Regions from separate parts of the Mus musculus genome. Here regions 1, 3 and 4 are each linked to region 2. Evidence: chromatin loops called from intact Hi-C (ENCODE). Cell type or tissue: heart. All regions are shown on one strand. Region 1 has its middle 7.4 kb from the start of Gm31482. Region 2 overlaps Rapgef5 (Rap guanine nucleotide exchange factor (GEF) 5). Region 3 overlaps Gm31482 (a long non-coding RNA gene). Region 4 overlaps Rapgef5 (Rap guanine nucleotide exchange factor (GEF) 5).

Region 1 (8,000 bases), 200 kb before region 2:
CTTAAAAGATAAGTAAGGAAGATGGTTCCATCAGTAAAGTGCTTGCTATGCCGTTATAAGGAACTGAATTCAGTCCCAGCACATAAAAGCCTACGGTATGACAGCATGTACTTGTAACACCAGCACGTGAGGAGGTAGAAATAGGAAGATCAGGGCCACTGAGGTTTGCTGCCTAGCAAGTCTAGCCAAAATGGTAACCTCCAGTTCAGTGAGAGACTCAGCCTCAAAAAAACAAAACAAATACAAATACAAAAACAAAATAAAAAAAAACTGTGGAGAGTGAATAAGGGGGGACACCCAGTTTTGACTTCTGACCTCTACTTACATACACATACCCATGCCCCAGCACACACACCTACACACAGATTCATGTATGCATACAAATACACACACACACAGAAGTGCACAATTGGCTAAAGATTGCTAGATGAAATCAAAAGTGCTATCCAGCAAAGTAAGTAATGAACAAAATGAAAAGCCACTTACATGATGGTGTGAAATATTTGCAAACCATGTGTCTGATAAGGGCTTGGTATCCAAAACCTGTAGTGAAAATTATACCTACAATTAATATCAAGAAAATACATGATCTCATTTTTAGATAGTCAAAGGAACAAAATAGGTATTTTTTTCCCAAAAAAAAGACCGACAGTAACTAATAGGTTTATGAGAAGGAGCTCAGTGCCTCCAGATAGGGAAATGCAGCAGACAGAGCTAAGGCCTCCAAATAATCACAATAAATATTATCAGAGAAGCGTAAGTTAGGGGTGTAGAAAAGAGCAGCCTTTGAACTATGTTGGTGGCAGGTACGTGGATTAGTACAGCAATTATGGAAAAGAGTACGTATTTTTCTCCAAATTATAAATAGAACTATCATATGATCAATCTAGCAAGTCCACTTCTAAGTGTATATATAATACACTAGAACTCAGTATGTCCAAGAGATGTCTGTGCTTCCATGTTACAGTATGTTGTATGATAGCCAGGATGCAGAATGCCCATCAACGCATACATAGGCATGGAGAACACACTATGTACATAGAGTACACTTCTATAGCTCCCTACAAAAGAAGGCAGTCCTGCAGTCCACGACAACACGGGTGAACCTAGAGGACGTTATGCTGAGTGAGATAAGCCAGTCACAGAAAGACAAATACCGTATGTTCTCACAGATTTGAAGAATCTAAAACAGTCACACCCGGGAACAGAGAATTCAGTGCCAGTTGCCAGAGGCTGGGAGAGAGGGAATGAGGAGGTATTGGCTAAAGATATTAACAGTCTTTCCTCATGCCAGCCCTTGAACAAGCCCCAGACATCTACTGCATGACTTACAAGATTCTAAAAAGCAGCTCACTCTAGCTGTTTTTCACATGCAGAAAATGAGGGGGAGAAGCCTTCTGGGGGTAATGAGTGTATCTGTGGCATAGATTCCGGCGAAGCCCCCACAGATGCATAGTCACCTCTAAACTCACCAAGCTGCATGTACTAAACACGCATCACATTTTGTATACCATTACACCCCAATAAAGTCACTTTTTAAAAAAATATGAAAGTATTAAGGGATCCCAATGGAGAACTCAGGGCAAAGACTGAAGGAGCTGAAGGGGTTTGCAATCCCATAGGAAGAACAACAATATCAACCAACCAGAACCCTCCCTTCCCCCCAGAGCTCCCAGGGACTAAACCACCAATCAAAGGGTACACATGGCTCCAGCTGGATATGTAGCAGAGGATGGCCTTATCAGGAGGGGAACCCCTTGGTCCTGTGTGAGGCAGGACTGGATGGATGGGTGGGGGAGCACTCTCATAGAAGCAGGGGGAGAGGGGAGGGGATAGAGGGTGTGTGGAGGGGAAACTGGGAAGGGGGACAATATTTGAAACGTAAATAAATAAAATAACCAATAAACAATGAAAAAATAATGCTCACAGCAGACACATAAGTCTTTTGTACAGGTGATTTAATCCTCTTTGAAACAGTGGATGAAGGATGCTGCTAGACATGGCTAGAGGCCAGGCTAATCTGCCCTGAGGATTACAGAATACCTGGTTCCCCACTGAAGCCTCCCTGGTGAGTGCAGCCTACATAGCCTCATTTCCCTGCCCTTTGCCCCGCATAGCTTTTCTGTGTGGCTAGGGCATGTAATTTGACTGTTTGACTGCTTGTTGTCTCCCACAAGGTTTTCATTGTCTTGCATGGTGCCTCTGGGCCATAAAGTAAAGCCTTAAGCTTCATCACAGAACAATATCGTTCCGAATTGCTTGATGTCGTCTAATTCGGTGGTTCCCAACCTTCCTAATGCTGTGACCCTTTAATACAGTCCCTCATGTTGTGGTGACCCCCAACCATAAGATTAACTTCATTGCTACTTCATAACTGTAATTCTGCTACTGTTGCGAATCTTAATGGGGATATTTTTTGGAAATAGAGCTTTGCCAAAGGGGCTGTGATCCACAGGTTTAGAACTGCTGCTCGGTGCTGAGCATTTGTGAAACAGTTTGGGAAAGATTTATGGGTGGAAAGGTGATAGATTTTGGATTGGACTTAATAGATTTTCTCTTTTCTCAAATGTTTAAAATTAGGAATTAACTTTGAAACTGCTTTAATGTTCCCTTTTGATATTCAGCTGCTTCCTTAGCTAGTGGGCCCCCATCCCCTCACTAACTCTCCCCCCTCTATTCCCCGCACTCACTCTCTCCCCCCTCTCTATCCCCTCACTCACTGTTTTTCAATGGCTTGCTGCTCCTGGTTTATAGCTGCTTCTTCTTACAATATAGCTGCACTTCCTGTCTCTCCTCCTGCTGCATGTAAGAGCCTCATTTTCTTACAGACATTCAGGGCTGAATGGGTCCAGTGGGCAGGTAGGAGTTCTTTCTTTAAGACTGATTGGCCATTCCCACGGGTATATTACAGTCTTAACCTTAGTTGATTAAATTCCCAGTGTTGGGAGATCCGGCCACATCTACATGAGAAGCCTGAAACTGTCAGTCTCTGGTGAACTGAAAGTAGAAATATTTAAAAGTGAATTCCTCACCCACAGAACCAGGCCCCCAGACTGAATTTTCCATTATTGCTCAAAATCCTGTTGGACAGCAGATATTAAATCAATTACCAAAATCTATAATGAAATTTTTGAGAGATGTCTTTTTCTCTCAACTGACTTATTATTCACTGTAGTATTAGCAAGATTTGCAAGGTCAAACTTTCCTCACAACACTTAACCAAAGGAGCATTTTTCCTTAGTTTCTGTGATGTCTAACGTGCCTGTAGGCTCTTCCAGGAGAGGGAATTCTGAGGCTTGGAACTTTGTCTAATTTAGAGAGGGCCTCAAACTGCAAAAATCCATAGACGCCTCCTTTAATTTCTTTATTGCTCCCCCATTTATATTATAATCATATTCTGAGATCTACCAATACTTGTTGCTCATCCTTACTATCCTGGATACTACACTTCCTCAAAACAGGGAGGAAGCAAAAGCTTATGGATGGCCTATACATCCCTCTGACTGGGAATGTGGAGAGCTTTGGTGAGGACACAGAGGGAAAGCCCTCATGGGGTCCATGTGGGATAGGTGGACCTGGCTTTGGAGGGGATGAGACCGGCCCTTGACTTTTGTATGCAATTGGCAGGAACCTGCCTGGGACATCAAAACTTCCTCTGGCTGCAGGTGTCCTGTCCCTCGGCCTAAGGAAGATGCAGACTTGTGGAAAGGCAGCTTCCCGTCGTCCCTTCCCTCCTTTCCTCTTCGTGGCAGGCTGTCTGCCAGACCTCTGGAGTGGTTATCTGAATTCTGCAGATCTTTGGAATGAGATCATTCAGGAAGCCGAATCCCTTTGATAAAAATATCTGCCTCCTTGGCCTTTTGTTCTGGTGGAGGACGACCCTCCTGCTTCTTCTTCCGTGGTTTGAACAGCTGCTGTGAGACAAATGCCAGCTGTGAGCTGCTGTGTGGATCCACACATCCTTCCCCAGCTGCCAGGACAGGGCATGTAGATGGATGTGTGCTCCAATGCCCACCCTGTAAGGTTCCGTGGCACAGTTGGTGAGAAGAGAAAGAATTTAGCCAAAGGTGGTGACCATCCCTGCTGGTTGCCTCTCTATCACACACTGTAGACAAACACATTTATCATGACAAAACCCAATGGCTTCTCTTCTCCAATTAATCTTGGTTGACAACCAGCTCAACCAGTCCTGAGGGCTAACTCTTTCCTGAAGAGGTAGGAGGGAGTAATGTTTTGGAATGGAATTTCTCCTCAGCCCTCAGTCTTTCTCTTCACTTCTTCTAGCAGATTCTCCCTAATTCTCTGTATGCTCTGCAATCTTTTCTACCCAGAAGGAATTTTGTGCAGTAGCCCCAAATTCTTGTGATGTATGCCCTGCTTCCCATACAAATCTCTCTTCCTTAAAATTGAATTGGCTCCACCTGTCCTTGTATTTTTTTTTGAGAGCACAAAACAAAACCAACTCTGCCTCTCTCTGTTGATACTAAGAGGGATCCCGTGGAAGCCATGTCTGTTCGTCTCACCTGGAGATTTTCGTGGCAACTCATTCCAGCTCCTGTCTGTTCTGAGATTCCATCTGTTTACTTTTCCCTACTTCGTGTCTTCTGTTTTCCAAGGGATCATTGGCAGTGTTCAGTGTTTTCTGGTAGCAGATCTGCAAGGCTCGGCTGGCATTTGATCCTCTGAAGATGAGCTGGTGAAGACCTTTGCTCTCTCAGGAAATTACTGTAAGAGATAAGACTCCTAATGTGCGTGCTTTAAAAATCATTGTTAGTGTATATAACCTATGTAGAATACTAAGCTAGCATGGGAAACTATTAGAAAATGTGTCTTCTTTTTCCAAGGGTGAGTCAGGGAAGAGGGAAAAAGATAACAGTGGGTGATAATGGGCACTCGCCAGTTTTGATGCCTCCTGTCTACTCTTTATTCCTCTTGGTAACAGTCCCCAACTTTCACACAGGTTGTAAAGTCAAGGTCCAGGGAGGAGTCCATGGGCACATGCAGGACAGAGCTAAGTAACAAACAGCAAAGCGTTTATTACAGAGGAGTGGCAGGGAGAGGCACTTGCTCCATGTAGGCTACTGTAACCGAATGTTATACACACGACCACTTACACAGTCAACAGGAACCTTTTCCTCACTGTTCTGGAGGCTGGACATCTGAAACCAGGTCACCAGCAGATTCAGTGTCTGGTGATGGTCTGATTATTCATAGATAGCTAACTTCTCGTTCTGACTGTGCATGAAAAAAGGCGCAGGGTTCACTTAGTTTGTTGTTATTTGATTATATTTTTTAAATGAACATACTAATCTCATGCATGGTGCCTCTGCCCTCCATGATCTGACCATCTTCCAAGGCCCCTTCACCAAATGCTACCTTTGTGGAGTGAGGATTCAGACAATGGTGAAGGCCAAGCAGGAATCACGGTGTACAGAGGGGCTGGCATGAGGGAGGCATTATAGCTTCTGAACCTGTAAGGATAGACAAGGAAGAGGTAAATGGAGCCTGGCAAGAGAGTTGGAAGGGTATGAAGTCAGACAGTAGGAGTTGTAGAGTAATGCAACCACTGTGAGAACCATATAACAAGGCACCTCCACCTGCTGGTGTTCCCATGATCCAATCAACTAGAAGCCAGAGAGCAAGGGCTGAAAGGTAATGCAGTCTGAAGAGACAGCCTTAGACACAGAGGATAGCAGAGGTGAGACAAGAGCACCATGCCTCCTTTTCCAGCGTGCTTGTTCTCCAAGGGGAGATCCCATTCAGAAGGCAGTTCTGACTATGCCCACTCACTACATTCCATCACTGGCCTCTTTCAAATCACATGACCTAATTCAGGCCAATGGGTAAAGAGTCGGTTCTCTAACATATGAGAAAAAAAAATTGTTTTCTTCCTATGGATAATGAATGAAGAAACACACAGTGCTAAGGCTGCTTCCAGAATTTTTTCAAACACAACAGGAGCTAAAACAGGTAACCCAGAGGGAAGCTGAAGAGAGAAGGTGAGCCTGGAAGCTAGATGTGGTGGCACATGCCTTTAATCCTCGCACTTGCAAGGCAGAGGCAGGTGGATCTCTGTGAGTTCAAGACTAGTGTAGTGAGCTCCAGGATCACCAGGTCTACATAGAGAGACTCTATCTCAAGAAAGAAAGGAGAGAGAGAGAGAGAGAGAGAGAGAGAGGGAGAGAGAGAGAGAGAGAGAGAGAGAGAGAGAGAGGGAGAGAGAGAGAGAGAGAGAAAGAGAGAAGGAAAGAAAGAGAGAGAGAAAGAAGGAAAGAAAGAGAGAAGGAAAGAAAGAAAGAAAGAAAGAAAGAAAGAAAGAAGAAAAGGGAAAAGAAAAAGAAGAAAAAGAAAAAGAAGAAAAAGAAAAAGGAAACGGAAAAGGAAAAGGAAAAGGAAAAGGAAAAGGAAAAGGAAAAGAATGAAACTATATGTCTGTCTTGCAGCTCAGTGATAGGGTGCATGCCTGACATGCCCAATTAAAAGGCTCAACTAAAGGGCAAAGAGAGGGAAAGAAGGGGAGAAGGAAGGTGAGGAATGGAAAAGAGGAGAAATGCCCCTTTGGTCTACATATTATGTTACTGAAGCTCATATGATTAGTGTAGTTTGTTTGTTTGTTTGTTTGTTTGAATTGTGCCAATGCCATTATATTAGTTAGGGTTTTCCTGCTGTGTGCAGATACCATGACCTAGGCAGCTCTTTTTTTTTCCTAAAGACTTATTTTATCATTATACATAAGTACATTGTAACTGACTTCAGATGCACCAGAAGAGGGTGTCAGATCTCATTGTGGGTGGTTGTGAGCCACCATGTGGTTGTTGGGATTTGAACTCAGAACTTTCAGAAGAGTAGTCAGTGCTCTTACCTGCTGAGCCACTTCACCAGCCCATAGGCAACTCTTTAATTGGAGGACATTTAATCAGAGCTGGCTTACAGGTTCAGAGGTTCAGTCCATTATCATCAAGGCAGGAACATGGCAGCATCCAGGCAGGCATGGTGCAGGATAGTGGAAGACTGACTTCCAGGCAGCTAGGATGAGGGTCTTATAGCCTACACCCACAGTGACACACCTACTCCAACAAGGCCACACCTACTCTAACAGGGCCACCCCCTCTAATAGTGCCACTCCCTGGGCTGAGCATATACAAAACATCACAACCATCTTTCTATTATTTGTGTCTTGAACCAAATACCACTCTCCAATCCGTGCATCCAAGAAGACAGAGTCCCCAGAATGGGGCAAGCTAAAGTCTGATGAGATAGTTGCAATGTCAGTGGTAGGAGTGCTATGAACATGAATCCAAAATGCCCAGATAAGAATTACAGGTTGTAATTACAAAGCCAAGAGTTCCTCTTTTGGTGTAAATAATATGTTGGCTAGTTTTGTGTCAACTTAATACAGGCTGGAGTCATTCGGGGAAAGGGAACAGCAATTGAGAAAATACCCAATCCAGATTGGCAGGGGGTAGGGGGTGGAGGGGGGAGGAATCTTGATTGATGATTTATGTAGGAAGGCTTAGCTCACTGTGGGTGGTGCCATCTCTGGGCTGGTGGTCCTGGGTGCTATAAGAAAGCCAACTGAGCAAGCCATGAGCACCAATGCAGTAAGTAGCAGCCCTCTATTGCCTGTGTCAATTCCTACCTTCAGATTCCAGTCTTGAGTTCCTGCTGTGACTTCCCTGGATTATCATATACAAGCTATCAGGTAAAACAAACCCTTTCCTCCACAAGTTGCTTTTAGTCACAGTGTTAGAGCCCTAAATGGGACAGGTGAGACTGAGAAGACGCCAGTCAACAGAAGATGAGAAAGACTGAGTCAGCGTCTACCTGATACCCAAGGAAGAATCAGGGCAGGGTATACAGACAGCTGTGGGTGGGACAATCACATTCTTGGAGACGCAGTGCAGCTGCTCTGTGTTCCCTGAGGGTACATGTGGAGGTGACACTGAGGTTCGGCATCTTCAACTTTACCCATGGTGCCTGAGGAGAAGCCTAGGGACTTG
Region 2 (8,000 bases):
GAACAAGAATCCAAACTTTTGTCTGTAGGCAAAGCGCTGTCATGTATTTTAATATCACTCATTGTTTTGCAGATTAGTTAATACTTAATGTAAGTATTTTTAAAACATACCTGATAAAATATCATCGGCTCATCTCTCTCTCTCTCTCTCTCTCTCTCTCTCTCTCTCTCTCTTAACAACTTTTATTGATTCTTTGTGAGTGTCACATCATGCACCTTAGTTCCACTCATCTCCCCTCATGGCCACCCTTCACTCTTGTAAACTTCCCCCTAAGATAAAACACACACACACACACACACACACACACACACACACACACACACACACACACACTCATCGTGGAAGCTGTAGTATGTCATAGTATGTCCCACAATATATCTCTCTGTCCACACACCTTCACTTGCAAATGTTCATTGCATTGAGTCATTGGTCTGGTTCTCGGTCTCCGACTTTTGTGACATCATCAATACTGGACCCTGACCGGGACTCCTCCTGGCTATTCTGTTGTTGCCTGGTGTCATGGAGATCCTGCAGGTTTGGATCAGCAGAACTGGCCATTACACATATCCCAGCTGTTCACCAATAATATAGATTTGGGGGTAGGCCAATTCAGAGCCCTGGATCTGGGCCTGGTTGATAGCTGAGATGGTCAGCCTGCTGGCTCTGTTTTATCTGCACCACCAGGGCGAGTTCTCTGACACTGCTCTGCCTAGACCGCCCAATGCTGCCTGCCATCAGCAGGAGGCACGGTCTGCATTCCTGCTCTCCAGCTCTCATTCCCTCAGGGTTGGCTCACTCTCACCCGCTGCTCAGTCACGGCATGGGTCCCACTCTCCCAATTGCTGCAGCCCACAAGGGGCCCAGCCAGCTCTCTAGCTTTCCCTTGCTGGAGTTTGGCTCACCTGTGCCTTTGCCATTAGAGTTAACTCCACTGTGTTGCACAGATTAGGTGCAGGGCTCAGTCTCCTGAGTGCTGCAGCTGATGAGGGGCAGGGCCAGTTTTCTTGACTGCCTATTAGCTCATATCTTAACTAAGAAACATAATTTTAAGAAGTAGCATAGTTCATTTTTATGAAGACTAATTATTATAACTCTCGCTATTAAACTAAAATGTATATTCTGTGACTTCTGTGTATTTGTGGGTTTTTTTTTTAATTAAAAGCAATGTTGCCCTGTTAATATAAGATGCTAAATGGCCAATGCCCAACTCGATTCCTCCAAAGAACAGAAAATCCAGTTCATCAGGTCATTGCTATATGGATCTTTATAGTTAATTTTATCTATCATCTATCTATCTATCTAAATTAGATACATACCATGTGATATTTCAATGTGTTTATACATTCTATAAGTTGAAATCAGGATGAACATATATTTATTTAAAATTTATTTATTTATGATAGAGACTTTCAAAATATATTATCCTTACTTTGGATATATATATATATATATATATATATAAAATTAGTGCCATCTATAGTCATACAGGGTTATATTTTATTTTATTTTTATTTTTTCATTTCTCTTTTCTTGAAAATGATTTTTTTTCATATGATATATTCTGATCACAGCACCACCCCCTAACTCCTCCAAGATCCTCCCCTCAGCCCCTCCCATCTGAATTCACACTCTTTCTGTCTCTTGTTAAAAACCAAACAGGCAACCAGGTGGGTGGTAGTGGTGTATGCTTTCAATCCCAGCACTGGGAGGTGGAAGCAGGTGATCTCATGAGTCTGAGGACAGCTGGTACAGAGCAACTTCCAGGACAGTCACGACTACACAGAGAAACCCTGTTTAGAAAACAAAAACAACAACAACAACAACAACAACAACAAAAACCCAGGCATCTAAATAATAATAATAATAATAATAATAATAATAATAATAATTAATAATAATAATATAAAACAAAACCAAGCAACCAGAGTAAGACAAAACAAACACAAGAAAAATCCAAAGAAAAAGCACGTGTAGATGCAGAGACACACATATGTACATGCCGGATTCTCAAAAAAAAAAAAAAAAGAAAGAAAGAAAGAAAAGAAAAGAAAAGAAAAGAAAAGAAAAGAAAAGAAAAGAAAACTGGAGCCTACACACATACACATACACATGCAAAGGACCTGAAAGTTTTAAAAAATACTGTCATAACAAAACATTATAGGACAGAGAATCCTCAAAGATCCATTGAGTCCAGTTTGTGTTGGCCATCTACTGCTGGGCTTGAGGCCTGCCTGTAAAGAGAGGTTAGTCTACCCAGCGAGACTCCATTGAAGAGAACCAGTTTTTCATTTGCAAGTGATTATCAACTGCAGATGGCTTTTGAGTTAGGGATGGGGGCCTGTTTCCACTTCTCTCAGTGGTGGAGCCCCATCTGTGCAGACCCTTGCTGGCCCTGTGCATGCTGCCACAATCTGAGTTGGTAGATGTGTGTTTAGAAGACTTTGCTTCTTATCATTGCATTCTTACAATCTTTCTGCGTCCTCATCCACAGAGTTCCCTGAACCCTGAGGAAATAGACTTGTTACAGACACCCCATTTAGGACTATGAACTCTTTACATAGCCTGTAAGAAAGCTTTTTGATTTGACCCTGCACCTCTCTGACGGTCTCACCAGTTATCCCCTGACTGGTCTGTCATACCATGATGATATTCCCTTCTTGGTCCTTCAGCATGCCAAGTACACCAACCCTGGGGATCTTTGTTCTCTGGGTAACATACTCTTCCTTTGGGGGTTGACACCATCTTTTCTTTGCTTCTTTTAGGTTTCTATTCAAATGCCATCTTATTAGAAAATCTCCAGGTTCAGAGGTGACCTCTAATTATTGCTCTGTCCCCCCCCTTACACTTTATTTTTCTTTCCTGTCATATACCACCTCTCTCTCTCTCTCTCTCTCTCTCTCTCTCTCTCTCTCTCTGTGCGTGTGTGTCTCTCTATTTGTCTCTTTGTATCTCTCTGTGTCTCTGTCTCTTCCTCTGTCTCTTTGTGTGTGTGTCTCTTTCTCTGTATCTCTGTGTGTGTCTCTCTCTGTGTGTCTCTCTGTTTCTTCCTCTGTATCTCTGTGTGTCTGTTTCTCTTTCTCCTGTCTCTCTGTCTGTCTCTTTCTTGCCTCTGTTATCTCTTTCTCTGTGTCTGTCTCTCTGTTTCTGTCTCTGTCTCTCTCTCTCATGTATGTGTTTGTGTGTGTGTGTGTGTGTGTGTGTGTGTGTGTGTGTGTGTGTTTGTGTTATAACCTCTGTTGAGTGCAAACTGGAGGTATGTGAGGGACTTCGAGGAGTTTAATCCTATAGCTCTAGGATTTAAGTGGGTGGTTTTCAAAGTCTATTGAACAATGTATAAAATAAAATAGACACCCAGAGATATGTATCTCGAAAATATTAAGTGATGTTGCAATAAGTATGTATGTTTAATACTAGAAAGATTGTGTTGTTGGATAAGGGATAGCCCTTGTTCCAGTTGCTTTAAAAGGGAAAACTATGGTCATGGATTGACATTAAATAACTTCTGGGGTTGTACGGGACTTTCCAGCAGTTCTGGCTTTCCACCAGTGTACAGGATGTCTTAAGATAAGATGAGGTCCTTGTGCAAGGCAACTTAGGAAAGAAACTAAAACGCCACTCATGAGGAATGTTATAAGCACAAGCCATACACTTTAGTGGGAGAATTCTGCACGCTACCCCCTAGGGGTCTGTGATGGCTACTTGGAGAATTTTCTTTCTTCTGAGCCTTTGGAAATAAAGTTGTAGTTGTTGTTTTGCATGTCTGGTTGTATTTCTGTGATACCCACTCAGCAATGTGGGGGTGACTTTCATACAAACTGCTAAGACCATGAAACTTGGGAGCTCTCACAAATCCCCTTCCCATATTTGGTCACATTGCTGAGTATATTCAAATCCTGTAGGTTATATTGGGTAAATAAAGATTCAATGGTTTTGACTAATTTTGCCAAGTTAGCTTCAGGTTTCTTTATTAGATCATGCCTCAGTTTGTCTGTGTGAACCATTTGAGAAAGGACTTGAGTAGAAATAGTTTATAGTCTCTGTGTTAGAATAGCCTCTTTTTTTTCCTGTTCTAAACGAGTCACCATCTTCCTATATTATTCCTGCTTAAGAACTCAATATATAAAGAAATGTGTGATGCTTAGTGAATTGTTTCTAAAGGCTCACGAATGCTTTTACTTATGTCCTCATAGTAATTTTCCAGTTGTGAAAAAAGTTTATCCCATAACTTTCTTGCTAACTGTATTTGTCCATGGAATGATCCACTCCGGCTAAAGAATTGGGAAGTTGTAGACTGTTATTTTTAGGACTCAGTATCACTTCACCCTTTTTGCCAGAATGGTTCCTGGCTAACTTTCCCATGAATTTTTAACCTTTTGCTAGCCTTTGCTTATGTAACAGGAAACAGGCTGTCAGGAACAAACAAATGCCAGCATATCAGGCGCACACGTAGTAGCAAATGATTTAGTTTGCCCTTCCAGCTCTTAAAGTAGACTGATACATGCTCTCAATCTGAAGTCTCTAGCATGGTATCGCTCTGCATTAAAATAACACAGATTTAACTTTGGAGAGGCAAAAATCTTTTACGAAGGCCATGATTTAATTCAGGTCACAGTTAAAATGTGCTTATTATAAGGTGAACTTTGTGGTGGTGTCATGTCCTGGGACTGTGGATTTAAGTATCTCTTCGCATTTTCTCCAACTCTGAAGGCTGGGGTGATGTGCAAGCTTCAAGAGAGAGATGATATCGGACGTATTGAGCTGGTCCACAAGCTGGCAAGAGAAAACTGTCAGTTTTTACAGACAGAAAAAAAAGAATCGGAGAAGTTGGAACAGGTAAGCCCTTTCCTCCTGGGGATGTGGGTCTAATGGCTGGAAAATGATTCTGCTTGGCTGTATATATGAAGGCACAAATATTTTATTGTGGTTGTTTAGGATTTGGCCTTTGTAAAGCATCCTTCTTACTATAAAGACAGTAGATGCTCTGAACTCTTAATCTAGTGATTTGGGGACTAGGTTTGTAGGAAAGCTCCTCTCAGAAGTAAGTTATATAAAAACTTAACTACGAATGCATGCATATCTATCATAATAGTGAGCTTCCTGGTCTTACACTGGAAACCTTGTTCCATTACATAGTACAGAGAATATAATTTTTTTAAACGAATGTGCTGATGTATTTTTGTGTTCATCTTGGTCATGGGTCTCATCTCCAAAAGAATGTTACCCTGGGTCTCTAGAAATAGATAAGGACAGAAAAACAGATTATAGCCGCTCTCACTGAGGGTGGGTCGGATGGAGACTTCCCAGTGGCTTCTGAATGCTATGTTCCAACAAGAGTGATATTGTGTGGATACAGTGAAACCCGGGTTGGGGGGTGGGGGGGTGGGGAACGAGCTGCTTAGTCCCCTCAAAGCCGTTATTCAGCTGGAGCCTTAGAGCTGAGAATGCTGCCCTCAGGCTAGGAAGACAATGTAGCTGCTTTCTCTTGCCACATATTGTGATCCTCTGATTGTTATTTGTAAGACTTCACTCTTGCCGTCCAGGACTGCTCACAAAGGAGATCAGTTCTCTGTCTTTCTCTGGTTCTCTGGCTATAACTTTTTTTCCCCCACATTTTCAAACTCTGCCAGGGGAGAAGAAACTGCTATTTGCTTTTTCAGCCACAGGTCCGTCGATACAAGTGTGACAGGGTTTTCCTGAGCAAGCAATGGCTTGGGACCTCCATGGCTAGTTGTTCAGCTTGTTAACATGGAATATTTTTAATAGTTTGGCAGCTTAGCACTGTAAGGACTGGTATCTCAAGTAGAAGGAATGATAAAGATAATTTCAGAGCCTTGAGATTGAAATGTTGTAGGGCTACCTGTTGGCTTTATAGTTGGAAGATTCAGCATCTGCCATTTGCTGGGTATTACCAAGAAGTCCAAGTACTTTTTTAAGGTGTTAAAAGCATCCTTTGCTTTTCATAGTTTGCCTGTGTCGCAGCCTAATCCTTACCTAGTCATACCCTTGGGATATTTATATATTTTAATATGTAGCTTCAATTAACTTCTTAAGCTTCTATTCCTTTAGATTCATTTTAATTAGGAGACTAGCAGCTTTCTTGTGCCTTTTTATTTCAAAATGCATCATGAGTCTGTTGACAGTGTGAAAACATATCATAGTGCAATTGCTGGTGTTCTGCCTTCCTAGTAGTCCTTTAAATGAATGCTGTATCTTATGGATGATTGCAAATCAGATGCATTGAACTGGTGACAACTCAAAATCGGGCAGAGTTGTTCAAAGAAAAATGGTAGAGTCTCATTCTGCAGGAACTATGCAGAACTCTGTGTGCTGTTCACAGGACACCTGTGTTGCCTTTGTTTTGTAATTATTAATATACAGAACACTATAGTTACAGCTAGTGAGATTGAGATTTCCCCCAAAATGTAGAAATCTGAAGCTAATGCTAGTCACTGGTAAGGTTTTTAAAGGATCAAGAAATTTCAAGTGTGAAGATTTGCAGTTTGGCTTATGATTATTTTGTTGTTGTTGTTGTTGCTGCTGCTGCCTTTAAACCTTTTGAAGTTTTAGTTCTTGCATGAATGCCGTGTGATTGATGTTTGCATCTAAGAGGGAAAATGTTTAAACAAACATTGGAATTACGCCTTTCCCTACACAGACTTTCCCGTCCAGCTTAACTCTCCATCTGCAGGATGACCCCACTTGAGCCAGTCAGTAACCGAGCTGAAACTGATGCACCTTTTCATAAAGGAATGTCTGCATATTAGGCGCCTGGATATTTTTACAATCATTATCTAAAACCCCAAGCCTTCTGCCCGTATTTTAACCTCTCGTATCTTGAGAATCTGTTGAAACAATACTTTTGCTAAGTTGAGTGCTCATGAGTTTTAGTTTGCAACCCCAGGCCTCTGCTCCTGCTCAGGGAAGCTCAGTTAAAGCACACAGCCCCAGAGGAAACTGCAGTTCAGCAATGTCAGCCCAAGTCTGCTGCTTGCTCTCCTTATTCCACAGTAATGACCCAGCCCTGCCGCTGTGCACGGGGTTCCTTTCCTTTGTCATTTTAAAATCTCATCTACCTTTCCTGGCTGAAGCTAGCAAAGTAAATAATGGCAACATTTAAGTTAGAATCCCAACTGTCTATTGGATTATTGTTTTCACTCTGCCCTGTTCTCCAGTTCCAGAACATCCCTCTCATGAGCATGTGTCCAAATAGGAAAGTAACTTTGAAGGATAACTGCTATGCATGGCATAGTTAGCAAAGCAAAGCCCTTGTTACTCTTAGTGGCCTATTACAAATTGAAGGGGATTAGAGCCTTCTGAGTGGACTTTGTTGTTGTTGTTTTCTTTTTTTTTTATTGGATGTTTTCTTCATTTACATTTCAAATGCTATCCCAAAAGTCCCCTATACCCTGCCCCCCCACCCCCACCCTCCCTGCTCCCCTACCCACTCACTCCCACTTCTTGGCCCTGGCTTTCTCCTGTACTGGGGCATATAAAGTTTGCTAAACCAAGGGTCCTCTCTTCCCAATGATGACCAATTAGGCCATCTTCTGCTACATATGCAGCTAGAGTCACGAGTTCTGGGGGGTACTAATTAGTTCATATTGTTGTTCCACCTATAGGGTTGCAGACCCCTTCAGCTCTTGGGTACTTTCTCTAGCTCCTACATTGGGGGACCTGTGTTCCATCCTATAGATGACTGTGAGCATCCACTTCTGTATTTGCCAGGCACTGGCAAAGCCTCAGAGGAGACAGCTATATCAGGGTCCTTTCAGCAAAATCTTGCTGGTGTATGCAATAGTGTCTGTGTTTGGTGGCTGATTATGGGATGGACACCAGGGGTAGGGCAGTCTCTGGATGGTCCACCTTTTCATCTTAGCTCTAAACTTTGCTGAGTGGACGTTTTTAGTATTTTCTTGAACTGACAAATGCTATGATTATAAATTCATGAAATCATAAAAATGTCTCACTATGTGATTATGCCAGGGAGTTGCAGGAAGAAA
Region 3 (8,000 bases), 160 kb before region 2:
CACACACACACACACACACACACACACATACTGTAGTTGTCTTCAGACACACCAGAAGAGAGCATCGGATATCATTACAGATGGTTGTGAGCCACCATGTAGTTGCTGGGAAATGAACTCACTACCTCTGGAAGAGCAGTCATTGCTCTTAACAGCTGAGTCATCCTTCCAGCCCTGAGGAGGACCCTTAACATCTGCTCACTGACTAGGCCTCACTCCCACCATGTCTTTGCTCTACAGCCACCATTCCCAGGAGCCTGTGCTGGGCATCTTACCGTTAATGTCAGTCTGGTTGGTTCTCTCATTTCTATGCATGTGTGATTCTAACCCGCTTAGTCTCGTGACTGGTATTTATCGACAATCTCTTCTCCAAGAATGCAAGTGCACAAGGTACAGTCTTGCATGCTGGCTCCAATATTTTGTCCACGATATATCTTGAGTACTATTTTATAACTGACTGATAAAATAACTGGAATTATATTTCTGGGTCCCCATGGTCCCTAGGGGCAGATCTGAGCTCTCACTGCACAGGCGTGAGATAGCTCCAAGCAAGGCTCTCCATTCTGAAGTTCAGGCTGCACTTCCTTCTTCCAATTTGGTGGAAGGACACTGAGTCCTTGTTGGAAGCTGATCGAGGGATCTGTTGCTAAGTCGCCTCAAATTCTCTTTCCAGGCTGGGAGCAGAGGGCTCTTCCTTCTCATTTCTGTCACTGATCATGGTGCCTGATATTTCTGAGTGGCCCTCCAGTCCTCATGAAAATGGAGCTTAGCAGTGGGATGTCCCACCTTTCCGAGCACTGCACCTAGCTTACAGAGCATCTTGTAATCACCTAGGACTGGGCTTTCTCCAATTGCATTTCTCTAAACACATCTCTGTGCGTGCGCATGAAAAGGTGGTGGTGATGGAGGTGGCATGGAGTAAGAGGGTGGAGAGTGACTCTTCCCTGGCACCAGTTTGCACCACAGCTTCTCCCTCGCTAGCTCTTAAAATTCCTCCCTAATGAGTTACCCAAGTGCTTGCAGATATCCATACTCTTCTTGTTATCCACATCTGGCATCTCTGAGTCAGCCTTGATTTAATCATAGCCCTCCTTGCTGATAAGGTTCCAGATCTCCACTGTCTAAAACAGTATTTACCTCTCTCAGCTCTTTTCTAGGCTACCCAAGATAAGCAAAGGGGAAAGTAAAAACAGGGCATAAGGGCCAAGAGAGGCCTTGGGTGAATATCTTCAAAGGCCTCCCCTTCGTGGATTCCTTGAACAAACTTGACTGGGTTTCTGTTACATCTCACTGGGCCAAGAATTGAATCTTTCTGACAGGTGCCTGAGCCAGCAGCCTACAGCCTGGCCACAAGGAAACATCTAAACAGGATTTCTCCTCAGCTGCTCACTTCTGGCAGCTTGGCTCCAGGTGTTTCCATCCCTATTTCCTCTCTTGTCTGGAGCTTCTAGGAAGTGCACAAAAAGGTGGTGGAACTCCCCAGAATCCCTCTGTGGCTTCAGGAGGAGAAGCTCTTTAGGCCAATCAAGATTTATTCTGGATGGTCAAAGGGAGGAGGGTCACGAAGGAGGGATCTGGTGTGAGTTCACCCTTTGTCTATTGTTTTAACCAGGACAGCAAGGCCAAAGTATTGAGCAGCATCCCCTGCAGCTGTTTCTCCTCAGAAAATATTTTCACAGAGAGCCAGGGACTGTAAAGGCAAGAGATGTAACCTGAGTCCTGACACTGGGAAAACATTCTCCTGGTAGCAGGAACTCCTTCATTTGGTTCTTTCTGCTGTGGCTGTGGATGTCCGTTGGTCATTTGGAGAATGAATGGCTTTGGGGGTCCATGTCTCTGAAGTCTCTCCCAAAAGTAATTGAAATCCTTTGATCAATGGAGAAGACTGCAGAAGGACAAGGGTTTGCATCTGGAATGGCTCTCTACAAGCCCGTGTTTTGTGTGCTTGGCCCTCAGTTGGCAAGACTGTGTCTGAAGGCTATGGGACCTTCCTAATGGGGTTCTAGCTGGAAGATAGAGTCCACTAAGTGAAGGCCTTTGGAGATTTCCCCAAAGTCCAGTCCTAATGTAGCTCCAGCTTTCTGATGAGGCAATGTGGAAAGTGCTGTCTCTTAGCATTCCTACCAACAGCTTCCATGGCAATGAGCTATACCCAGTGAAAATATGAGCCACAGTGAACTTCTTCCACTAAGTTGCATCTCTCTGGTGTTGCGTTGCACCAACAAGAGATGTAGCTAACACAGTGCCTGCTTGATCCAGATGGTGTGTCTGCTCTCTTTTGTTCAAATTTGCTACCATGCCAGGATGTTGCCTCTCCCTCTGTCATCAGGACAAGGTTGTGAGAAAGAACAAGTAGACATAGCCAGTTTCATTCTTGCCAGAGCCACAGTTCAGCTGGGCATGGCAATTATAAAAGCCATTGTTACCTTTCAAAGAATAAGGAACAGGCTGAAATGAAGAGGGAAATAAAGAAATAGCGGCTGTTTCTTCTGACATTCAGCTCTTTGCTGTCCACAACAGGGGTGTTCAGCATTATGGTTGATGTGCTGGACACTGGCCTGTGATTTGCTTTGGTTTATTTAGAATTAATTTTGTGAATCTCTTGCATGAAAGCACGGAGGGAGGCTCCCACCTATGGTATGATAGGAAGTTTCAAGTCCCTGCTGTTTCTGGAATGTCCATAATATCAAACTAACCCAAGCATGGCTCTCTATTAACATGACTGTCTCTCTGTATATCATGATCACGCCGATGTAAATGTTGTGGCTCCTGTGAACAAGACAGGGAGCCCCCAATTGGTGGAAATCATCTCTAAATACTTTTTATTATTTTCCTTGTTGTTGCTGTGATTTTTGTTTCCCACTATCTCTGTAGGAAAGAATCAGTGTTTTGGTGAGGTCTGCTCAGCCGTGTTCCTTGTTTGCAAGGTATGCGCACATAAGCTCACTAGAGAATATTTCCTAATAGCAAGCATTTTTTAAAAAAAAAAAAGAAGAAGATTGAGCCTGCAGATGTAGACTGACAGACTGAGAAGCACTTCTGAGATGGCCAGCTTTACTCCAGGGATCCCTGCATAAGCCTGAAAAGTGTGAGATAGAATAAGTTCTGTCTCATTTTTTTTTTTATCCCCTTTGATGGATGCTCTATGACATTATGATCCTTTGAACTAATGTCTGGGAGGAAAAAAAATAAAAACATTGAAGGATAAATGAAATGTCAGTTAATTCCGTTATGCTATTTATTGACATGCTGGCTGGACTCAATCTGTCCCCAGAGGACTCTCGGGAGAGCATGTTTGATGGGAAATATAGATTGTGTGGTACTAACAACCCAATAAGAGTAATCACAGGGTCTGGGGTTGGCAGCAGAGTGTGTCAACCTGAGTCAACAGAACTGAATAGATTCTTCAACTCATCTTCTGTTCCCTGCCTGTAATATGAGAAAAGTTTGTGAAAACCAGGCTGAAGAACTTCCCATTCACAGGAGTTTAAGTTTATAACCTCCCTGCCAACCATTCCAGGTCAAGCCTATCATGATAGTGGAAGTAAAAATTGAACTTACATACACTTAAGGAATTTTGCATGATTTACCAAAATACCTTGCCCAATGATTGCAGTCACTAACCAATCAGCATGAATGAAGACACTTTCTTGGTCACTGCTCTCTCCATTCTGTCTCGGTTGGAGGGGATATGCCTGAGTGAAGCTCTCTCATCTGAGCACCATTTATAAGGATTTTGGACTGATAAGGAGTTTCACAGTCCTACCCTAGGATGGAGAGGTGTGAGCAGCAGGTGGCTGAGGTGAGGCAATGACCTTGATTTGCAAGAGGTGTCCACCCAGAAGGCAGTACAGGCTGAGTATTGCAGGGAAGTCACACCTGTCCTAGCTATCACAGAGCTGTGATTCAATTTAGATTAAGGGCTTGAAGTTTTATGTCTTCGTAAACCTAGAACTCAGAGTCCTAGGTTGAGAACTAGATGGCACTGTCTAGGTAATTTAAACTCTTATCACTCCAATGTGTAGGCAGGGCTGGGGATAAGGGTGGGGCAGCACACTCTCTTGGGACCAGAACGGAAATCCAGAATAATAGCTCCTGAGGCTGACAGTAGAAACATCCCTTGGGCACAGGAAGCACATTAAAGTTCTGGGTTCAGTTGTATGCTGGTCTCAAACTCTCTTCCTGTTTCCTAGAAGAACAACGTCATAGACATCTAAAGGAACTCTTCAAGGAAACAAACCAGGTCACTGGTGGGACAGATGCCATCACAGCTCATAAGCAGGGCTTTAGAGACCTGCGTTTGAATGCACGGAGTTCAAGACCTCCTTCCCAAAGCTAAGGTGGCTCCTTTGGTAAAATCTGTGGCATCTAATAGTGATGATACAGGGCTGGCTAACCTAGCATTTCAACACTTTTACACCAGTGGATTTGTTCTCTCATCAAGACCCTGCTTGCCCTGTGCCCTGTGCCCATTGTCGGTGGAGTACTGGATGGCCTGAAAATGGAAATGTTAAGGAAGGCCATGGTGCGTGTGGCTGTGCAGCCCAGTGTTGTACTTCCAGGAGTTCCTCCACTCCTGCTCCCTCTGTCTGGAGTTATCCCACCCCTGCCCCATCCTGCCCCACCCCCAACCTCCCACCCTGCCTCTCCATAGACCCCCATCTTGTCTCCTGCCTATCCTGGAAGCTCTCTGTGGTTACTCAGGTCCCCCTCCCCCCAGCATCACTACCAGTCCCCATAAACTGGCTTTACTTTAGTAATTAGGTGGAATTTCTCAGTCTGACAAACTGTTGTATATCTTCTATCCTCTAGCACTTGTTGAGAACAGAAGCTGGTCTTGTTTGTAGCTGGCTGCATCCCTATTGGCCAAAATCAGTGCCTGTGATAGCTACTGTGGATTGTTAATCTCATGGGATCTAACATCACCCTCGTGCCTCCAGGCTCACCTGTGAGGGATCCTATGTTGATTGTTGTTTATGTGAATTGAGTGAGTGGCACTGTTCTCTGGGTTTGGATCCTGGACTGTACACAGTGAGGAAGGCTAGCCTGAGCACAGGCATTTGTCCACCTTCACTTCCTGACTTAGGATGTGATCAGCTGCCACAAGCTCCCACTGTTTTGATTTCCCTTGATTTTCCAGTGATGCACTGTAAATGTAAACTGGATGGTTGAAATAAAAAAAACCCTTTCTCTTGAATTCCTTTTGCTGGGGTGTTTTATCACAGCAACAGAAAAAGAAACTAAGACATACTAAATCACCATTTTCTGAATAGATGAATATGTTCTTTACAATGAAGTTTGCCGTGCTCCTGGCTAGAATAAAACCATAAATAAGAAATAATGCTTATTTTTTTAGCAGAATATTTGATGCAAGCTACATGCACATTATCTTATATCTTTCCTCTAAATTAGTATTTCAAAAAATAAGTGTTAGTGTTGATTGGGCATAGCACAGACCTCACATGGACTTAACATCAAGAATATTTCTGAGAAGAAAGAAAGCACTGATAAAGTGGGCAGTGCTGTTTGAGGTTGCACTGGCTGGACTAGGGAGGCTTTTCCTCCAGGGTTGTACTGGCGTCCCTGTGCCAGCTTTCCCTAACCTTATGAGCTGTCTTAGGGAGCTGGCTTGGAACCAAGTGTCTTGATGAACTTCCCAAAGTGCTAATGAAGAAGTGATCGACTTGTTCACACCTCCTTCCTGACTTTTAACTCTGCATAACAGGACATGCCTTGTGTTTAGAGAGTCACAGTGTCAGACCCCAGGACGACTGTCATCTGCCACCAAGAAAATGAAGAAAATAGGCCAACTAGACATTCAGTCAAGAACATCTTACTCAGCTGTGCAGAGACATGAAGAGAAATGAGCTTTCTCTCACAGCCTTAACTCAGCACTTCTCTTTCTCCTGCTTTGGATCTGAGGTGAGACTCCATTCTTTCCATTCCACCATCCATCCCTGTTCCAATGAACCCCACATATCCGTCTCAAACAGCTGCCACTACTGACTCAGGAGGATGGCCCACCATGTGACCAGGAAGCCAGCCGGGAGTCTTGTCTCCAAGGAGAAGCAGGAGGAGGGGAACAAGGAGGGCTCTGAGAAACTGTTTAACATTTCAAGCGCTATTATTATTTTTGGCACCATGTTGAGTCCATGTCTCTTTTTTGGCTACTTTTCTAGTACTTTATGTATCTGGAAGGAGAAATTGCAACCGGTTTCAGTAACACTGAGGGAATGTGCAATGCCATTACAGGAGGTATTTAAATGCTATTTAAATGTTATCTTGTATGCTCATAAATAAGCTTAAGCTAAAATGACTCTAAAAATGATCTGTCAGATAATGTGTTTATATATCATAGGCATAAAAGATGGCCTTAAACATTGGTTATCATGAATACAATTATATAACTAAAAAAAATGAAATCCATAACAGTTAGCAGTTGACCCCCAATTAGCAACTTGATGCAAAAAAAACAACAACAAAAAAAAAAACAAAACAAAAAAAAAAAAAAACAAAAAACCCAGATGGGTGCATACGTTTGTGGGTGGTCCCTTCAGTCACATGATTAGTGTCCAGGCCTGAGTTTTTAATTATTTGAATAAACATTTTATTTTGTAAATTTCAAATATACACAAGAGTAGGGATGGGGATGTAAGCCCGAAGTCAAGTACTTGCTTAGCATGTGTCGGAGCCCAGGTTCAATGCCTAGCATGAAAAAAACAAATATATAGAAGAAGGACTCAGTGCACTGATCGTGAAAGATGATGATCTAGGACTGTAGCCACTTGAAAGACAAAAGAATTGTCTATCCTGTTGAGGGTGGTTCTCTCACTGACATTTGGAGCAGTAAAGCAATTCATACATCTATTCTAAGTCAGTAGGTAAAATAAAAATCAGGTCAAGTGTAAAGTATTTATTATTTACCACCGCCCAGTGTGTTCCTGGATATTGGGATAGAAATAGCTAATAATAGTAAGATTAGAATGTTGGAGATTTGTTTGTGTAGAAACAGGGTCTCCTTATAGCCCAAGCTAGTCTCAATTCACTCTGTAGTGGAAGATGAGTTTGAACTTCTGGTCTTCTTGCCTCCAACTTCACCTTCACCTGGGATTACAGGCCTGCATCAACACGTTCAGTTTATAGTGCTGGAGGACCAAGCCCGGGGCATGATACCCCAGGCAAGCACTGTACCAAGCCAGGTGCATCACACCCCATCTAAGAGACGACAATAACACACCATTTTTATAGCAACGGTATCCACAGCGGCTAAAAGTAGAAAATCTACAAGTCCAATGACAGAGGAATGGCTAGACAAAATATGCAACAGCCTACACATATAATGGAACATGATACAGGCTTTTAAAAGAATGGAATTCGGGAACATGCTATAACATGTATGAATATTGGAGATATTTTTAAGAGAAACAAGGTAAGCAGAAAGGAACAAATAGCACACAGCTCCAACTATATGAATTACCTACCGTAGTCAACAGAGAGACTGAAATTGATTATAGATTAGATTACTGGGGAATTCATTTTTAGTAGGTATAGAGTTTGAGAATATGAAACATCTCTGAAGATGGATGACGATGGCGGCTTTACAATGTAAATGTGGTAAATCCCACTGGACTGTATATCCAGAAGTTAAAATGGTACATTTAGTGGTACGTGTCTCTTACCACATATTTTTAAAAGCAGAAGTAGGTTGTATTTTCACCCACAAGCAAAGCTATGATAGTGTTTGTGGGAGTAGGGTAGGGGCAGGAGCAGAATTAAGATGCTTCTACCCTTACCCTGCCCACCCAGTGAGGTAGCTTCTTAAAACACTGTTAGTCATTCTCAAACTTTTGTGTGAGTAGAGTCAGCCTATGTGGAGAAAGGCAAGATCCTATATGGAGATACTGAGACAGTTCCTGCATCTAACAAAGCATGATGGGAAATGAAAGACTGGACACTGGGGGTGCTACCATCTGCCCAAAACACCACATTACAAAGGGCCA
Region 4 (8,000 bases), 110 kb after region 2:
ACTGAGCATTTTTAGCAGAGTAATATTTATTTGCATAGCCTATTTATTGTATTTGTATTACACTGTTATTAAATACCAGGATGAAATCACTGACCAGAAGCAAGAACTCTTGCCTTTGGATGTCTCATTGCTTAGGACCGCCGTGATGCTGTCAGCTTGGGATAACAATTAGAAGATAGAAAACCCACAGTCCGGGCGTCTACCTAACTTCTCAGGGACTACACCTCGTAGTTTTCCACCATTATAAGCGCTGGTAAATATGAAACATTTGTTGAGTTACCAGACTGCCGTTGACAGTGTTTGATTTCTCATAGTTCATGCTTTCTGCCTCTGTGTACATGACTCTGCTGTGTATTTATCAAAGTAGGAAGCAATAATTTATATGTAAAAATGGCCAAGCAATATAAGGTTAAAACTTACATAAGTAACCATTACCTTATCTTGTATTTTCAAGTGTTTTTTAAATCTGCTTTTCCAAATATAAGACTATGTTAAAGATACCGCTCCTGCCTAGACTCTTCTGTCCTGTGCCACAGTGGCATCCATGGGCCTATGGCCGATGTTCCAGTGCCATCAGGTACTCTGTCTGGAGCTCACGTTTTCTCACTGAAAAAGCTACATATAGATGAAGAGCTACAGGGACCCAGTCGTCTACCCTGCTGCCCTAAACCCTGCAGACCACCTGTTGGAAATCACACCAGAGCTCAACCCCAGCCTTGGAGAATCCCACAACTACAGCCATCACCCCAGTCTTGACTGGAAGTGGGAATGAGGAACAGTGCTAGGCCTAGAGATTCCTATGCAAGGATGGAGGCGCTGAGTGGGTGGAGCTTCAATAAGCTCTTATGGTGTTCAGGGAAGGTAGGGTGGCTTCCTGAGCCAGCACTGATAGACTGCCAGTGCTTTGTCCGCACCTCTCCCACCTTGACTCAGTGTCCCTCTTGTCAATTTCACACTTGCCCGTGGCATGTGGCACCCCCCCCCCCATAGGAGTATTATTATGTGTTAAACTCTGTAATGGCCAGGTATCTTGTTGCGTAAGTAAAAGGACTGACCCATGCAGCATGTTGTAAGCTCTGCAGGGGACCTGTGCCACTGTGTTGCTGCAGATGAAAATGTCACCAAGCTTGCATCTTGGAGTGGGAGTGGGGGGGGGGGAGGAATGTACAAGGGACAGTGTTCTGCGATGGGAGCTGGGAGCAGAGAGGTGCTCTCTACACTACTTCCTGTCTTAGCCATGGTCTCATTGTCAACTCATCCTTGGAGGCTTTCCACACAAGGTTCTTCCAGAACCGGGAGCTATGTGGGAAACAGGAGTGAGTGGGCAGCCCTGAGCTTCAGATTTGCGAGGAAATAGAAGAGAGGGCGGCACCTCTGCTTTCCTCTGGTTTCAGTTTGAAAGAAGAACCGGGCTTCTGAGTCAGAACCCTGGGCTCTTTCAATACAACAAACTTCAAAATGAATTTTGTGGTCCTGGTCCCAGCAACCTACTTCAGGATGGACTATAGGGCATCAGTCTCATTTATTTGGTCTCATTTTTTTTTTTGAGGTCTTTAGGAATCACAATAAACAGTCTCTACTCCCCTTCAAAAGTCACTTGAAACAATTGAGACTTATAAAGTTTCAGATTTGCTAAGGTTCCTGAAGTAAGACACCCCTGTTACTGGAGTCAGCTGGAATTTCTCTTACCCAAACAGAGCAAGCAGCTGTCTTTCCAGTGCACAAGGAAGATGCACTTGATATGACAGACAGTGCACAGTCAGGGTCAAGGACTCTAATATGAGGCCTCTGAGGAACATGCTTCAAGCCCTGTGTCAACAGGACTTGGAGCTTACTGCTTGGTTTGGTCTCTCTAATGGCTTAGGAGGAACAGGGGCTACTTCAGCTCCTAATTACCCACCCCTCTTCTTGGTCCTGAGCCCTCCATGAGTCAGTTAGGATTTCCTAAGGTGAGATTTGTGAGCACAGGGTCACTGCATTCTCCACAGCAGTCCCAGAGCAAGCTCTGAGGCCACTTCCTGAGCCCATTGCTCTTATCCATCTGGGCTAGCTTTTTAGCTTCTCTCTCATTGTGCTTGCATAACAGGGTTAAAATGCCCCCACTGCCCCTCACTGCCCTCCACTGCCTTCCAAAGCCCCCCCCCCCCCCCACTCTCCAGGGAAGGGAATCTCCCTGATGCCTAACCACACCTTTATCACTCACTATCTCCTGCTATTGCCTCACCAAATGTCAGATGTTGCTGGGCCTGGGAATTCTTCCCTGGGAAGAGAACCAGGTTCTGCTGTGGAGTTTCCCAGCATCTTGGGAGTCTCCATCATGAAGTAGGTAATAGGAATGTCCAGCAATCCAGGCTGGCCTTTCTGCTAAAAGATTCTGAGAGGCAACCCCAACTTTGGAGGCCACCGTGCCTGACATCATGCCCATGAGAAGTTCTGAGCTGCTAGATCCTTCTACTCATGTGCACCTGCAGGGTCTAAGGTGTCAGCATGGCTGGAGTCTAATTTCTATCCAGAACCTTTGGAGAAAACCCCTGGAGTAGTCCTCACCTTCTTCAGAGTCCTCATGAACCATGATCACATAACACACACTGACAGCACAACTGAAGTCTCAAGCACAGTCACTGGCAGGAAAGACTGCTGCCATGGCAACATCGTTGCTAAGCCCTACAGCAACAGTGACTCCCACATGCCTCAGAGCTCTTAAACCAGGGGTGGTGAGGTGTGCCACCATCCTTTCAAGCCCAGTTTGCAGAAATGAACTTGACCTCTGACATCCCTTGTTTGCTGTTTGGGTAAGAGAAATTCAAGCTGCTGTTAGTAACAGGGTGCCTCACTTCAGGATCCTTAGCAAGCCCAAATCTGTAAGACCCTCACTTCTTCCAAGTAACTTTTGAAAGGAAGTAGACAGACTGCTTATGATGGTTCCCAATGATCTCAGAGAATGGGACCCAATACTGTGCTCGCTGCCCTGAAGTCTGTTCTACAGCTAGATCACTGGGTTTGCTCAACTTCCACCGGACTCTTCTTTATCGCCACTGGCCATCCTGAGTTCAATCCTCACTTAAAAGTCGTCTCAGTAACTCTCCCTCTGGTTCCTCTTCTCAACTCCATTCCCTACAGTAATGTCCACACTACCTTCATACACCCAACATCGCCCTTTCCAAAAACAGGAATCGCATCTCGTTTCTCTCCAGACCCGCCTCTTCAGTGACACTTTGTAGATGGCAAAACTGAGCCTCAGCTGCAGAGCCTTTCTATCCCCTGAGCACCTCTCCCAAGTCAAACAGATAGACACCCCAGCAGACCAAAAATCTTGGTGCCCTCTAAAACATATTCTACATGTAAAAGTAATGTGATTCTTGCTATTTAAAATGCCAATTGTCTTAGGGTTTCTATTGCTCTGACAAAATACCATGACCAAAAGCAGCTTGGGGAAGAAGGGATTTATGTTCAGTAGCATCCCTGGTTGTCAGGGCAAGAACTCAAGGCATGAACCTGGAGATAAGAACTGATACACAGTCCATGGAGAGACGCCTCTTACTGCTTGTTTCTTATTGTTTACTCCTGTTCTCTTATAGTACCCAGGCCCACCAGTGGTACCACCCACAGTAATGTGTGCACCACCACCCCACCCTCCTGCATCAAACATCAATGAAGAAAATGCACCATGGGCTTGCCCACAGGTCAGTTTGGTGGAGGCATTTTCTCAATTGGGATTCCTTCTTCCAGAATGACTCTAAATTATGCCAAACTGACATAAAACTAGCCAGTATGCCTATGGGGAAAAACAAACAAAAAAACAAAAAAACAGGCACCAAATGTTTGTTGAATAAGTAAAGATATTTGAATATACATACTAGTCAAAGGTACTAAACTGTAGTGTGTGTGTGTCTGTGTGTCTGTGTGTGTGAAGGATCATGAGTCATGAGATCAACTAGTTTTGAACACAGTACAAGCCATAGAAGAGATCTGCACTGGGAGTCATTAAGAGCCCTTGTTGTTTATGGTTTTAAGCTGGTGTAGACCTAGGCTTGCCTCTGTAGGTTGGTTTGGGGGGGGGGGTTGTTTTTGTGGCTTGACTGCTGTAAGAAATAACTGATTGTACTCCTTTGTGTTCAGTTGGCCTGTGCCTGGCCTCTGAAGGAGCAGGAAGGGAAAAGGGAGGAGGCTGGAAAGGAAGGCCTTGCCCCTTCCTGCCCTGTGCCCAGTGCTGATTCAGCGCTCTTGTGAGGGGCGTAGTCTGCAATAAAATACACATAAAAGCCCTAGGAACCAGCACACCAACACACCAGGGCCTGCTCCCTTAACACAGGGAGGGCATGGTATAGCAGAGAGAGGAGCAGTCCACAAAACAAGACTAAGTCTAACAGTATAAACTTTCCTCGGGGAGACTGGGACCCAAAGAAAATGAGTATCCCCAGTGCTGAGTTCTTATTAGAGGCAGTTGCTTGTAAAGATGCCATGCCATCATTAAAGCATGTTTACAGGGAATAGAAGGTCCTGCTTAGCAGAGCAGCAGGGAGAACAGAGGTGAGGAAATGCAGATAGAAAAAGATATAGGACATAAATTCACACAATGAGCACACAGCAGGACATGCTCAGTGTCCTTGCAAGGGGTGTGGTTCTCGGGCAAGTCCTACCACCATTGAATGTACACTGTTGGGGCCAAGTCCAGGACCCTATCCCTGGGTGTGCATGTGAATGTGTGTGTGTGTGTGTGTGTGTGTGTGTGTGTGTGTGTGTGTGTGTGTGTGTATTCTCAGGGCTAACCTTTTGGTGTTGAATAACTCGTTGGTGTGCTTTCTCTTGGAGAATATGTTTCTCCTGCTCTCAGCATTCCTTAGTTGTCTGCAGACCTTGTATAGGGCTGAGCCCCTTGGGTCTCCTCATTCACCACATTACATACATGTTATTGTTTGTGTTCAGCTCATGTTCAGGTGATCAAGATGGTGAGACTCTGTGGTCTAGCTTCTGACATTCCTAGGAAACACAATCTCGCAGAAAACTCCCTGATCCTCTGTCCCTTATAATCTTTCTGTTCCCTCTTCTGCAATGATTCCTGAGCCTTAGGTGTGAGAGTTGTTTTATAGATATAGATATCCATTGAGACTGGGCTCCACACTCTGTATTTTGATTGGTTGTGGTTTTCTGTAACGGTCTTCATCTGTTGCAAAGAGAAGTTTCCTTGATGAGAGGTGAGAACTATATTCCTCTGCGTCGATAAGGAAAAACAGTTACAATGTATTTAGAGAATATTTAGTAAAGTGGTGATTGTAGGTTCAAGACCCATGTTGTCACTAGCCCTGGGAAGTTGGCTGGGTTTCCATCAGTAGGCATGGCTTTCCTCTTGTTGATCAGGTCCTTTTTTTGCTTCTTGAATGTTAGAAGTTTTGATGTTGATGATGATGTTTTGGGTTGGTTGGTTGGTTTGTTTTCAAGACATAATTTCTCTGTGTATTCCTGGAAGTCCTGATACTCACTATGTAGACCAGGGTAGCTCAAACTTTAGATCCTTTCAGCTCTGCCTTCCAAGCACTGAGATTACGGGCATGTGCAATGTAGCCTAAGCTCAAACTCATTTTTAACCTGAAGATAAGGTTAAGTCCTTGGTCCCCCTTCCACCACCTTCAAAGTCTGGGGTTGAAGATCCAGTTTGAGAAAGTTCTTGTCCACAATGTATTTATTTACTGAGGCACCGGATACTCAATTGCTGATAACATGCTCTTTGCCCCAATAATAACTAAGACATTTGCGACATCTGGTGGACGTATACTGGTCCTGCGCATAATTTACGTGAGAAATTGTGTTCACAGAGGGCCTGGTTAAATCAAATGACACAAGGGGGCGCTGTTCTATCTACAAAGCCTGTGTCAGCTCTGCAGCTGTACTGGGATGTGGCCCTGGAGGTTACTCTGCCTTTCTTTTTCTTTTTTTTCGTTCCTTTTTCTTTTCTCTTCTTTCTTGCCTTTTCTTTCTCTTTCTTTCTTTCTTTTTTTTTTCAGTGCAACACACTTTTTCTTTCTTAAACACAGGTGTCTAAGTGTAAGAGGCCTAACTGGAAAGGGTCTCCTTGGAGCTGTCAGCAAGGAGGATGGGTCACCTCAGGCTTCAGCATTCTCCTAGCCCACCACTCACCCTCTGGGGGAATGAAGATGCCTGCCTGGCTCCCTAGAGCTGCATCTGCCCTGCAGCCTGCCAAAACCTCACTTCTGGTTGCTTCCTGACCCTAGCTACACCCTATGGAGACACATATGGTCATCCTGGCTGGGCAGCATTGACTTACAGGCTAAACTCAGGGCTCCACCCATGAGCTACACAATGTCCTATCTCTGTGGAGCACTGAATGTCACAGGGGTGGACTTCCCCTGTCTGCATTCTGCGCCTCTTCATTGAAATGACTCTTCTTTATTGCCATCCAGTCCCTGGATGCTCATCGTGGACCCTTGGCATCTCTCCCCCTCAGGAGAGACCCTCCTTACAACCAAGCAGCTCATCCCCAGCCAAGTGAGGACATCTGAAATAGGCAGCCTCCTCCGGACATCAACCTGTCTCCATGCACCCAATTAAAAAAAAAATGATAGGAGCTCGTGTGATTATTGGAAGAGCCATGGTAACTGTCACAGATTTGGGTAAAAGACACGGTTTTCTATGAGTGATGACCATATATGGGAGCATAATGATGACCTGCCTAACTGGGGTCAAAAGCTGGTGGACCTGTTAGGGTGCCATGGGAGCCCTCTCAGACTCTTCCCAGCATCCTGGTGTCTCTCTATCCCTGGAACTAGGGCCCATCCCAGCACACTCCTGAACACAAATTATAATGGTGAATGGAGTAGGGTTTCCACAGCTACACCTGAAGCTAGGGCACCATTAGCCCATCCTTCCTTAAGGCTTGGGAACAGAGTTCTCAGAAGAGATCAGATGAGGCTCAGCTGTGCAGTCTCATGGGCTAGGATGCGAAGAATTCATCCCCTGCTCTGCCCTGCCAGAGCAGCAAGGACCAGAAGCACAAAAATTACATTGGGGAAGGCTTTCTTACCTTCCTCCTCCCCTTGACTTGACAGCAGGTCTAGAAGAGAGAAACCCTCAACTTCCATCATTCAGGCTGCTGTGCAAGACCAAAGTTTGCTCTTCCAGATTGGTTGTTCTGTGATGTGGGTGGAGTTTGTGACCACTCTCATCTCTTCTTTCTTCTCTCTTCTCCTCTCCCCTCCCCTCCCCTCCCTTCCTCTCCCCTTCCCTCCATTCTCCTCTCCTCCCCTACCTCCCTCTCCTCCCCATCTCTTCTTTCAGAGACAGGGTTTCTCTGTGTAGCCTTAACTGTCCTGGAACTCACTTTATAGACTAAGCTGGCCTTAAACTCCAAGATCTACATGTCTCTGCCTCCCTAGTCCTGGAATTAAAGCCATGGGCTACCATGCCCAGCTGTGGCCACACTTTTCAACAAGGCCACTGTCCAAATGCTACCCAGCCTCCAGGGCTAGAAAAAACTCCATTTTCTATTGTGCACAAAGACCACTAAGGACCCAAGACAGAGCACAAATAGGGTCTTGAAGTCAAGAGATAGATGGGGATGAGCAGGCAATTGAGAGCAGCAGAAAGTGGGTGTGGAGCTGTCCCTTCTCTGCCTGGCCATGCCTGGCCACTTTGAACAGTCCTTCTATTTTGGAGATACTAGATGTCTTAGTTAGGTTTTATTGTTGTGAAGAGATACCATGACCAAGTCAACTCTTAGAAAGGCAAACACTTAATTGGGGCTGGCTTATACTTTCAGAGGTTTAGTCCATTATTATCATGGTAGGAGTCATGGCAGCATCCAGACAGACATGGTGCTGGAGAATGAGCTAAGAGTTCTACAAACAGGAGTCTATCTTCCACAGGCTGTGAGGAGGAGGTTCTCTTCCACACAAGGCAGAGCCTAAGCATAGGAGGAGGCCTCAAAGCCCACTGTCTTAGTTAGGGTTTTACTGCTGTGAACAGACACCATGATCAAGGCAAGT

The links. Hi-C counts contacts between places; a loop is a spot of excess contacts. Peaks named below come from ENCODE experiments on the same cell type or tissue, not always from the same donor. Only the 100,000 strongest peaks of a DNase experiment are listed, where the experiment ranks them.
Region 1: a loop joins it to region 2, with 1.9 times the contacts of the local background. A loop is called at or near these places in 2 of 42 quality-filtered maps.
Region 3: a loop joins it to region 2, with 2.2 times the contacts of the local background. A loop is called at or near these places in 2 of 42 quality-filtered maps.
Region 4: it touches region 2 in a loop (4-fold over the local background); 6 of 42 quality-filtered maps call a loop at or near these places.

What each region holds. Positions count from the first base shown.
Region 1 is chr12:117,454,725-117,462,724 of GRCm38, forward strand. No RefSeq gene overlaps it. Among named protein-coding and RNA genes, the nearest start is that of Gm31482, 7.4 kb to the right of the region's middle. In heart, no CTCF peak of the experiment used is centred here; a DNase peak (open chromatin) is centred at 3,747; H3K27ac peaks cover 635 bases.
Region 2 is chr12:117,653,571-117,661,570 of GRCm38, forward strand. It overlaps Rapgef5 (Rap guanine nucleotide exchange factor (GEF) 5), which reads left to right. Exons shown (of 26, transcript NM_001373989.1): 9 at 4,708-4,833. Among named protein-coding and RNA genes, the nearest start is that of Rapgef5, 120 kb to the left of the region's middle. In heart, no CTCF peak of the experiment used is centred here; DNase peaks (open chromatin) are centred at 3,561 and 4,421; H3K4me3 peaks cover 2,933 bases; H3K27ac peaks cover 2,892 bases.
Region 3 is chr12:117,495,306-117,503,305 of GRCm38, forward strand. It overlaps Gm31482 (a long non-coding RNA gene), which reads left to right. Exons shown (of 3, transcript XR_382010.2): 2 at 5,726-5,922. Among named protein-coding and RNA genes, the nearest start is that of Gm31482, 33 kb to the left of the region's middle. In heart, a CTCF peak has its summit at 3,970; DNase peaks (open chromatin) are centred at 1,396, 4,066 and 6,036.
Region 4 is chr12:117,759,238-117,767,237 of GRCm38, forward strand. It overlaps Rapgef5 (Rap guanine nucleotide exchange factor (GEF) 5), which reads left to right. Exons shown (of 26, transcript NM_001373989.1): 26 at 1-500. Among named protein-coding and RNA genes, the nearest start is that of Cdca7l, 81 kb to the right of the region's middle. In heart, no CTCF peak of the experiment used is centred here; DNase peaks (open chromatin) are centred at 2,714, 4,164 and 5,764; H3K27ac peaks cover 731 bases.